Regions from separate parts of the Homo sapiens genome. Here region 2 is linked to region 1. Evidence: chromatin loops called from intact Hi-C (ENCODE). Cell type or tissue: HCT116. All regions are shown on one strand. Links, peaks and the distances in the headings refer to the core of each region. The heading gives the core; the rest is flanking DNA. Region 1 holds the start of MIR3663HG (MIR3663 host gene). Region 2 has its middle 26 kb from the start of VAX1.

Region 1 (5,371 bases), core at 137-5,136:
AGGCTCCTCCCTGGGCTGCGCGGGACAGATTTTTTCTCCTTTCCTGGCTACACGCCTAACAGAGAAGCTATCCCGAGGGACCTCAAGAAGTCCCCCCAAGCCGTACTCAAAAGCCTTTCTCCCTCCTCCTCAAGCGCTCACTTCCCCAAAGAGGACCCGGACCCCTGACTGCCTGAGCCAGGTCCCCAGCATGGTCCGCAACCCTTCTCGACTCCGGCATCCACCTCCAGGCTGACGTCTACCCGGGAGGGGGCTGGGGACCCAAGGAGACTTCGACTACAGGCCCAGGCGAACGGAAGGAAGAGGCTTGCGTTCAGAGAGACACGTTTGGAGCTGGGACTGTTCATTCTTTAAGGAACACCAGCTTCCAGGGCATCTTTCGTTGGCACCTTGGCTTTCCAGAGAAGAAAGGAAGTGGGTATCAGGGCCAGCCCCTCCTCGCACCCCAGGCTGGAGAGGTGCCGAGGTGCTTAGTCACTCAGTCCAAGGGCACCTGAGAGATGGGGGCAAACTTGGCAGGAGCTTGAGCACGGAGGCGTGATCCGCGGGGGGCGCAGGCAGGGCGGGGCCCAGAGCCCCCTTCCGCCAGCCCAGCCTGCCCCTTCCAACCCAACTTGTCTGGCACTGGCTTCTACGGGTGCCGAGAAGACTGCTGTCGTGGGCACAGGGTCCTCGACCCCAGGACGTGCGTGGCCTTTCCCACCCCAACCGGATGGTTTGTCCCAGGCTTTGAGACTGAGCTTGATAGAGAGGTAGGAAGGAAGCGGCGCCAGCTCCGGAGCCAGAGTGGGTTGGAGTCCCAGCTTGGCCACCCTCTAGCTGTGTGACCTTGAGTGAGTTACTTCGCCTCTCTGAGCACCAGTTTCTTTGTTTTTTTTTTTTTCAGGAATGGTGTGAGGATTGAGGTAATGTCCTTAGGATGCCCACATGTGTTCAGTCAAGGTCGGTCGTGATGGTTGCCGGCGTCCGCTGCAGGAAAGGCCCCCAGGAATCAGCTTGTAGGGTGGGCGCCAGCCGGTACTGCACAGGGGCATCGCGGCCTCCGGTTTTAGAAGGGGCAGAAACAGCGCAGTGTCCTCAGCCCTGAGGGCTGAGTGTTGGAGGTCCCGACGCTCCTGGGTTCTCTTCTGCCCGGGTGCAGACTACAGCAGGTGCGCAGGGCTTCGCACACCTCTGCTGTGGGAAGTGAGTCATCTTCGCTTATGATTGCATCTGGCCAGGCCAGCTACGAGAACACTGGGCCTCACAGCTGCCACGTATCCAGCCTTAACCTGTGCCAGGCACTGTGCTAAGAGCTATGCACCCACAATCCCACTTCTTCACAACAGCCTCGACCGAAGTAGATGTTTAAGTTTTTAAATTTCCATTTTACAGAGCAGGAAACAGACTCAGAGAGGTTAACTTCCCCCAAGATCACACAGCTGGTAAGTTGGAGAGCGGGGACTTGAACTGAATCTTCCTTGGAGGCCAAGCTCTGAACCACTAAGTTGGGTGGCATTAGAGAGCCAAGCTCTCGCCCTTCGGTTTCCATTCACGCTACCCTCTCTGAGCCGCAATTCTCTCTCCTGCGTTGGCACTGGCAGAAGTTGAGACACGCTCCCAGGAATCGCGGGCCGTGGCGCGTACTTCCACGCACCCCAGCTAGTTCCAGAGACTCAGCTTGTTCTGAGATCCTCTTGTCGAGCCCCCTTGGTCCCGGCGCCCGGCCTGTGTGGTGCTCAGATCAGACTTATCCACCCGAGCACCACGCAGACCAGCGCCTGGACCAAGGTCCCGGGAAGGAAGCCCTCCTCCCCTTCTCCTGTGGCTTAGCTCAGCGATCAGGGAGGAGCCAGTTAAGAAGTCACAGTCGAAGCCATGACTGCTGTGTCCCGGGGAGGCAGTGGAAGGCGAGGAGCACGGAGCGGGGATACCGCCGGACAACCCCTCCCCGCCGCCCCGTCGGCGTCCTCGCTGCGCAGGGGCTCCCTTGCTGCCCCAATCTAAAAGGAAGCCGTCGCGGCCCAGGGCACGGTAACTAAAAGGCCGTCGGGGAGGGAGACGGGAATGAGTGGGCTTGGACTTGAGGTTTCCGAGCCAGCTGCTCCCTAGAGCCGTTCCTGAGCTCGTCAGCCAGCACGTATTTAATGAATGGCCACTGGGTGCTAGGCCTTGCACGCAACCCTTTCGTCCTCCCCCGGGGCTGAGCCGAGGGTGACCCAACACTAGTCGGAACGAGCCTGGAGACATGGCGCCGGGGCTGCGCTCTGCAGGCCTGGCCTGGTCGCTCTCCACGCACCCCTCTCTCTGTAGCTGCCGCCCCGCCCGGCTCTGCCTGTGGGCGCCCCCTGGCGGCAGGAAGCCGAGCGCGCACCACGCCCTCGGGGCTCCATCCCCACTCACCCCGGCGCCTCTAGCCGCTCCACCCGCACCCCCAGTTCGCGCTGCGGCGGCCAGCCTCTTCCCCGACGGCCGACCGAATGTCCCTCAGAGCTTTCCGTGACCGGCCAGGGCGCGTGGCTGTCCGGAGCCCCTCCACGTTCCCCAGCAGCAGGCCCGGCTCTCTCTGATCAGCGAGCGCGGATGCCGGTCTCCTCCCTCCCTCTGCCGGGCTCCAGCCCGACGCCAGGCCGCTGGGGGCAAGCGCTGTGCTTTGGAAGAGGAGAAAAGCCCCAAATAAACAAAAACCCAAAGCCCATTCAAGTTCAGGGGTGGAGAACTGTTGGCATCTGAATTTTAAAAAGATCGCCGGGACTCCCAACCACCACCAAACACCCTCTTGTCCACCCCCCCCCGCCCCCGACACCATCCCACCCCACACACCCCACGCCCGCGTCCCGTGAACCGAACCGCCAATGCGCCGCAACCTTCTCGGCAGTCACACCTGTGTCCCCGATGCCATCTGCCCACGTCTGTGTGTGAAGCAAACCCCGCTGGCAGACGGGATGGAGAGAGATGGCTCCTCCAAACCAGAATTAGGAGGAAAACCCCGCTGAGGGCGTTTCAAAAACCCAACAGGCGAGCGGGGAAACCTGCATTGTCAGACCTGCTGGGCCCTGAGTTCTAGCCCCATGCACCGCGCCGAGCTAATTCTCCCGGCGACTCTCTGAGGGGTTATTACCACGTAATAATTGATGAGGACACTAAGGGCTAAGAGGAGTCAATTAACTTGTCCCTAGTTACAGAGTTGGAAGTCAGGGATGGATCTTAACTGGTGGGGCTGTTCCGAGGGCCTGTGAGAGACTGGGTTTCAGCCCAGAGCCCAACACAGCGCCGGTAGAGAAAGTATCGGGTACATTTTTGCCTGCTAATCCGGCGGTAGGAAGTCAATTACATCTTTGATGACTCAGATTTTTGAAACAGCCCCATACAACTTCCAATTACGGGGGCAAATATAATTGTGAAAGTCTATGGGATTTGGAGATGAAGGAGTAGGCCATCAAAACATAACCCAGAACTTAACTTGTTTTGGAAAAAAACATTTTATGGAAAATTTCCAACATATAGGAAAGAAAAGAGAATATTATAGTGAACTCCCATGCACCTGTCCCCAACCTCCAAATAACGAAGGCAAATCTATTTTATGGTCAATCTATTTCCTCCCCTCCTTCCCACGGACTCTGCCTCCCCAGCTGTCAAAACCTACACACACACTGCTTCCCCTATTCACACAGATTATTTGGAAGTAAAACCTGGACCTTGCCACACTTAATCTGCAAGCATTTCAGCATGTACTGTCAAGAGATGACCACATTACCAAAACTACAATAGCATCAACACAACCACAATACCAAGATATACCCACAAACTTCACATTCCTAAACACCCTGGAGTATCCAGCTGGCTGAAGCTTTATTTTAACCACAATTCCTGGCTAGAGCTTGGTTTTCACTGAGTTTCAGCTCTAGGGCCAGAATGACCTGGGTTTGGATCTTGATTTTTTTTTTTCTTTTCACTTATTAGCTGAATGACTCGGGGGCATGACTTACCTTCTCTCTGAGTGTCAGTTTAGTGCAATCTCACATGGTTGTTACAAAGATAAAAAAACAAAACAATGCATGTAAAGAGTTTGGCATAAGCCAGGGAATAGTATCTGTTATTTCTCCTAAAGCTGGACTTCGGTGAGATTTTAGCTAACGAAGGCTTGAAAATTAGGTTTGAGTTGGGGCATCAGAAGTTTTCACGTTGCATGGAGGGTAAGACTAGAGCCAGGGATGCACCACCACACCCAGTGATCATTCATGAGTTCACCCCTCCCAGGATTAACAACTGAACTCTCAGTGATGTCTTATCTTATAAGGCTCTAGTCTTATCCTCCATGCAATGTGAAACCTTTTCAGGTTCTCCAAGGATCCTCCTAGGTCCGACAGTCATCGTGGGCTTTTCTTGGGGGCAGTGCTGGTCTTTCTCCCCTGTATTCCTGCCTCTAGCATGCGGCTGGGCACACGGGGTCAGTGCTGTCTGCTGAAAGAATGGTTGATGACATCATCCCATCACGTGGCCTTTGCATAGCCAATTCCTTCTGCCTGAGACATTTATGCCTTTTCCCTTAGCTTAATTAACCCTCTCTGAATGGGTCAAATTCCCCTGGCATATGCTCTCAGAGGACCTCAGTGCACTTTCTCTTCAGAGGGTTTATCACTGGTTAAAACGTTAGATTTATTTGTTACTTATTTGTGTGATTACCAGATAGTCTTTCTTCTGTTCTAAACTTCATGAGGGCAGGAATCATGGCTGTTTTCTCATCATTGTATCTTTAGCACTTAATGCAATGGCTAATTGTTGAATGCAAGTGGTTTTTATGGTAGGGGGGAGTAGCTAGATTCAGAAACTGGTTTAACCCTAACCCTCACCCTAATCAGCAGTCATAGTAGCCAATTCACAATGCACTATTTCAATATGTTGTATAGGAAATTAATCTCCAGGCAAACTATTGCGCTACCAGGCAAACTATTCTGGAGGTAATACAATAGAAAGATCTAGTTAAGATACTTGAATCATACAGATTGTTGAATAAATTTTAAACACACAATGAGAAGCAAGAGGAAAGAGATGGGGTAGGTTAACACATATACCACAGAAGCAGGTGGGAAGTCCCCTTCCTGAATCCTGGGCCATTTAATATGCAATGTTCACATATTGCCTCCCACCCATATCCCTCCCACCCATATTAACTTTCTTTCTTAATGATGTGGTTACAAGGACCATAATTGAGGATGAGTGAAGGGACCCAACAGAAAGAAGGTGCCCGAGGCAACGATACACGCTTTTGCTATTGGAGAGCCAGGGGCAAGTTCTCCTGGCCACAGCAGGAGCATCCATTAGCCTCCTGAACAGCTCTCTCTGTTTATCTGTGCTTCTTGGGCAGAACACAACTGGGACCATAATGGGT
Region 2 (5,371 bases), core at 188-5,187, 57 kb before region 1:
AGGAAATACACCAAAATATTAACAGTGGTTTTCTCTGAGTTGGGAGATTGTTAGTGATTTTTATATTGTCTTTTTTATACTTTTATAAAATTTTCCAAAGGCATTAACATATATTACTTTTTTTTTTTTTTTTTTTTTTTTTTTTTGAGAGGGAGTCTTGCTCTGTCACCCAGGCTGGAGTGCAATGGCACGATCTCAGCTCACTGCAACCTCTGCCTCCCAGGTTCAAGCAATTATCCTGTCTCAGCCTCCCAAGTAGCTGGGACTATAGGAGTGCGCCATCATGCCTGGATAATTTCTGTATTTTTAGTAGAGACGGGGTTTTGCCACATTGGCCAGGCTGGTCTCGAATTCCTGACCTCAGGTGATCCACTGCCTCGGCCTCCCAAAGTTGTATTACATTTATAATCACAAAAATAAAACACAAAAATAAACACAACTAAATTTCAATAAGTAATAATCTTCAGAATATTACCTTATAAACCTGATCTTATAATTATCTGTCTCTGTCAATTAATCAATGGGGAAATCACATTATTTCCACCTTCTAGATGGAGAAACTGAATCATAGCTGGAGAGTCTACCTGAGTTTGTACTGGATTCTGCTGGTAGTTAAGGTCAAAATAGCTAATATGATAACTGCAACTAATTTCTGTTCTCTATAACATCTCTCATATCCCTCAGAACCGTATTCTTTCTGGGTATGACAAAAAAGGAGGAACTGAAGTCTTCAGCACTGAAGCTGTCCAAGTTCATTTGATCCCTAAGAACTACCTTGAGCCCCTATCACCACTCCAACTGGCTTATTGTAATCCTCTATAAAACAACCCCAGAAACTGCATTCACACATTGCTGTCAAAATCAAAGAGGCAGTCTTGAATTTTTTTCAACTTGAATTGTTTTGTTTTGTTTTGTTTTTGTTTTTGTTTTTGTTGAGACGGAGTCTCGCTCTGTTGCCAGGCTGGAGTGCAGTGGCACCATCTCGGCTCACTACAACCTCTGCCTCCCGGGTTTGAGAAATTCTCCTGCCTCAGTCTCCTGAGTAGGTGGGACTACAGGTGCACACCGCCATGCCTGGGTAATTTTTTTTTTTTTTTGTATTTTAGTAGAGACAGGGTTTCACCATGTTGCCCAGGCTGGTCTCAAACTCCTGAGCTCAGGCAATCCACCCACCTCGGCCTCCCAAAGTGCTAGGATTACAGGTGTGAGCCACCGTACCCAGCTGCAACTTGAATTTTTAAAAACCACTGAAAAATGTGGTGTCATGGGAAAAGCTGCAGCGAGGAAGTCTGAGTTTTGTTCTAGAGCAACAGCTACCATACATTCACAGGCATCACATTCACAGTGCCATACTATGTACCAGGCACCAGGCTCAGCATTTTACAAGCACTTATTAAGTAAGACTAGATTACAGCAGTGGTTCTCAAACTTTAGAGTGCACTAGAGTCACTTGGAGGGCTTGTTAAAACACAGATTGTGGCTGGGTGTAATGGCTCATGCCTGTAATCCCAGCACTTTGGGAAGCTAAGGCAGGCAGATCACCTGAGGTCAGAAGTTCAAGACCAGCCTGGCCAACATGGCAAAACCCCCATCCCTACTAAAATTACAAAAATTAGCCTGGCGTGGTGGCACACGCCTGTAGTCCCAGCTACTCGGGAGGCTGAGGCAGAAGAATCGCTTGAACCTGGGAGGGGGAGGTTACAGTGAGCCAAGATCATGCCACTGCTCTCCAGCCTGGGCAACAGAGTGAGGCCCTGTCTCAAAAAAACAGAAAACAAAAGACACAGATTGCTAAGCCTCAGCCCCCAAATTTCTGATTCAACAGGTTTGAGATGAGGCCCAAGAATGTGCATTTCTTTCTTTCTTTCTTTCTTTGAGATGGAGTCTCGTTCTGTTGCCCAGGCTGGAGTACAGTAGCACAGTCTCAGCTCACTGTAACCTCCGCCTCCCAGGTTCAAGCGATTATCCTGCCTCAGCCTCCCAGGTAGCTGGGACTACAGGCACGTGCCACCACACCTGGCTAATTTTTGTATTTTTAGTAGAGACGGGGTTTCACCACGTTGGCCAGGCTGGTCTTGAACTCCTGACCTCATGATCCACCCACCTCAGCCTCCTAAAGTGCTGGGATTACAGGCGTGAGCCACTGCACCTGGCCAAGAATGTGCACTTCTAACAAGTTTCCTGTTGATGCTGATGCTGCAATTCAACCACCCTTTGAGGACCACTGGATTAGATCATCCCTTCCAGCTCTCATATTCTGCTTGAACTCAAACCCCAATTCTTATCCTATGGCCCTACACTAAAACTTAGAACTAAATCCCCAAAACTCTCAATGTTCTTGTCACAATCCCCTATGACCTCCACTTGGTCCAAATGAGAGAGTTTGTGAATGTGAGAGGTTGTAAATGTGAATCCAGCAAAGTCAATGGACCAGCACCTAAGGCACCTGTGATGACCCTCTGTAGTTGGGAAGACCCAAACCAAGTTCCAGCCCCCAAGCACATACCAGTGTTTTGGTTTTTTTGTTTTGTTTTTGTTTTTTCTTTTGAGACAGAATGTTTCTCTGTCACCCAGGCTGGAGTCCAGTGGCACGCTCTCTGCTCACTGCAACCTCTGCCTCCCGGATTCAAGCAATCCTCCTGCTTCAGCCTCCCAAGTAGCTGGAATTACAGGCACACGCCACCATGCCCGGCTAATTTTAGTATTTTTGGTAGAGACAGGGTTTTGCCATGTTGCTCAGGCTGGTGTCGAATTCCTGGGCTCAAGAGATCCGCCCGCCTCGGCCTCCCAAACTGCTGAGATTACAAGTGTGAGCCACTGAGCCCAGCCCCAGTTCTCTTAATAATAAAGTCCTGGTCATCAGAAGCAGGATCTCCAGTCAATTACAGACACAGCCAACAAATCACCCTAGCTCATCATTTATGCATCTTTTCCTACACAAAGGTTGGTATCACATATTAAAGCCTTTTCCTCCCACCACCAATAGAGGGCCTGGCCTGCTATGAAAAAGAAGAGAAAGCATGATACTGGAATGTTATTAAGACCTTACAACGCTTTAAAATTTACAAATACATTACAATAACCATTGTTTCATTAAGGATTCACAACAATACCCTGAAGTAGATATTATTATTCTGTTTTATAGCTGAGGAAACAAAGGCTCAGATAGACTTAGTGATTTGGCCAAAGCTCCAGAGTTAATGAGAAATAGAACTGGGACAACTAGAACCCAGTTTTCCTGCGTTCCAGCCTAGACGTATTTCCACTGTGTCTGGATCCAAATTAGGGAAAAGTTCAAATTAAAATTTCTCTTCCTAACTCCCTTCATCCTTAGCATATTAGCAAGAATGAATCATTATGGGTAACTAGACGAAGAGCTCTAATTGCAGGTCTCTGAAAATGGAGATGTTTAATTACATAGTTACATATATGATTTATCAACCAGTTTTGATCGTTGACAATTCTCTTTAAAGAATTCTTTTCCTCTAAAAATTAAAGTAATATATTTTTTAATCTCCCCTGGAATGCTTTGTTTTCATTCAAATAAAGAGGTGACTGTTTCTTATAAGTGTCATGATTTCTAGGCAATTGGTCTAATGTCAGACAGGCATGAATTCCTGGTAGATTTATCACGATTAGGTCTGAAACTGCAGAGTTTTTATCTAGAAACAATAATCATTTTCTGGACAAAGCTAAATCACAGGCACTTACTTGTCTGAAGTAAGAGGAGCCATTCTTTGAGAAAGCCTACACCTTTCATTCCTAATTCTCTTTGAGCAGGAATCTCCTCCAAATACTACTCACCTTGAAAGATGCTAACACAAATTCGGTTTTGCCCTAGAGAGGGAAAAGGTGAAGGGCCATCATGTCAAAAGAGCAGAAAATGTCAAAGTTCCCAGTGTTACTGAGGCAGGCCAAGCATGAGGAATGAGCCTCTTGATGTTCATAAAAGCAATTTGGGCTTAGATCAGGATTAGGTCTCAAGGACATGACCAACTGCTGAAGCAGGCTGGAGCAATACTGTCAGTTTGCTTCTAAGTGCCCCAGGAGGGTCAGTTCCTGCTACTCCTTTCTCTCAGGATCCAAAAGGGCTTGCTTTGACCATCATTAAGACCTTCTGTTTTCTACTTTACTAGGTAACCATATGCGTTCATGCTCAGAGACATTAACTTACTCATTAGAATAACATCACTTGGCCAGGAACAGTGGCTGAATCCCAGAACTTTGGGAAGCGGAAGCCAGAAGACTGCTGAGCCCAGGCGTTCAAGACCCGCCTAGGCAAGATAGCAAGACCCCATCTCTGCAAAACAATTAAAAAGTCAGCTGGGGATGGGCGCAGTGGATCATGCCTGTAATCCCAGCACTCTGGGAGGCTGAGGCAGGTGGATCATCTGAGGTAAGGAGTTCAAGACCAGTCTGACCAACATGGTGAAACCCCGTCTCTACTAAAAATACAAAAAATTAGCCAGGTGTGCTGGCACACGCCTATAATCCCAGCTGCTCGGGAGGCTGAGGCAAGAGAATAACTTGAACCCGGGAGGTGGAGGTTGCAGTGAGCTGAGATTGCACCACTGCACTGCAGCATGGACGACAGAGCGAGACTCCGTCTCAAAAATAAAATAAAAAAAAAAAGCTGGGCACAATGGTGTGCCCCTCCAGCTACTCAGGAGGCTAAAGTGGGAGGATTCCCTGAGCCTAGGATTTTGAAGCTGCAGCAAGCTGTAATCATGCCACTGTACTCCAGTCTGGGTGATAGAGTGAAATCCTATTCCTTTCTTAAAAAAAGAAGAACATAGCTTGTAAGTGGTAGAATCGAGATTCAAACCCAAATAGAATATCATTAATTTATTTAGTCAATAAATAGTGATTAAAAGCCAGGCACCAAGCTAGCTTATGGGTATAATAAAATGAGCCTCAGAGTATAGTGAGGAAATAGAAAAGGGGCTGTGGTTTTAGGCTCAAGAGGGGTTGGGGGCAGCCTGCAAGTCTTCATAGGAGATAAAATATGCAAGGGACATGAATACCAATTGCACTTTCCCATATTAAAGCCACTCCTGGATCCAGACACTCTCTGCTGGTGTAGAAAGCATTTTGTCCTGCCTTTCTCCCTCCTACTATGGCCTCCTCAAAGGAGGCCTGACTTGCCACAGCCCAGGCAGCGTTTCCTCTACCTGGGGTGAAAACTATACACTAGGCAGGAAGCAGGCCCTTGGATGGTTGGGTTGCTCTTCTACACTTCAGCTCACATTAGAGCAGTCACTTACTAATGGTACCCTATAAAGTAGCAATTTACCAAATAGTACTAATTTAGTACCTGGTCCTTGAAGAGTTAACACACCTCTCTCCAGAGGCGCCTAACTGACTCCTTGCC

Evidence for each region. A loop is a pair of places that touch in the nucleus more often than their neighbours do. Peaks named below come from ENCODE experiments on the same cell type or tissue, not always from the same donor. Only the 100,000 strongest peaks of a DNase experiment are listed, where the experiment ranks them.
Region 2: a loop joins it to region 1, with 2.8 times the contacts of the local background. A loop is called at or near these places in 10 of 110 quality-filtered maps.

What each region holds. Positions count from the first base shown.
Region 1 is chr10:117,165,997-117,171,367 of GRCh38, forward strand. It overlaps MIR3663HG (MIR3663 host gene), which reads right to left and starts at 3,059. Exons shown (of 3, transcript NR_121651.1): 1 at 2,864-3,059. It overlaps MIR3663 (microRNA 3663), which reads right to left and starts at 1,778; the gene lies at 1,682-1,778. RefSeq lists an enhancer at 1-151. In HCT116, for the core only: CTCF peaks have their summits at 2,333 (motif pointing left) and 2,534; a DNase peak (open chromatin) is centred at 2,282; H3K4me3 peaks cover 890 bases.
Region 2 is chr10:117,109,437-117,114,807 of GRCh38, forward strand. It overlaps a transcript of SHTN1 not described here. Among named protein-coding and RNA genes, the nearest start is that of VAX1, 26 kb to the right of the region's middle. In HCT116, for the core only: a CTCF peak has its summit at 2,996; a DNase peak (open chromatin) is centred at 2,985.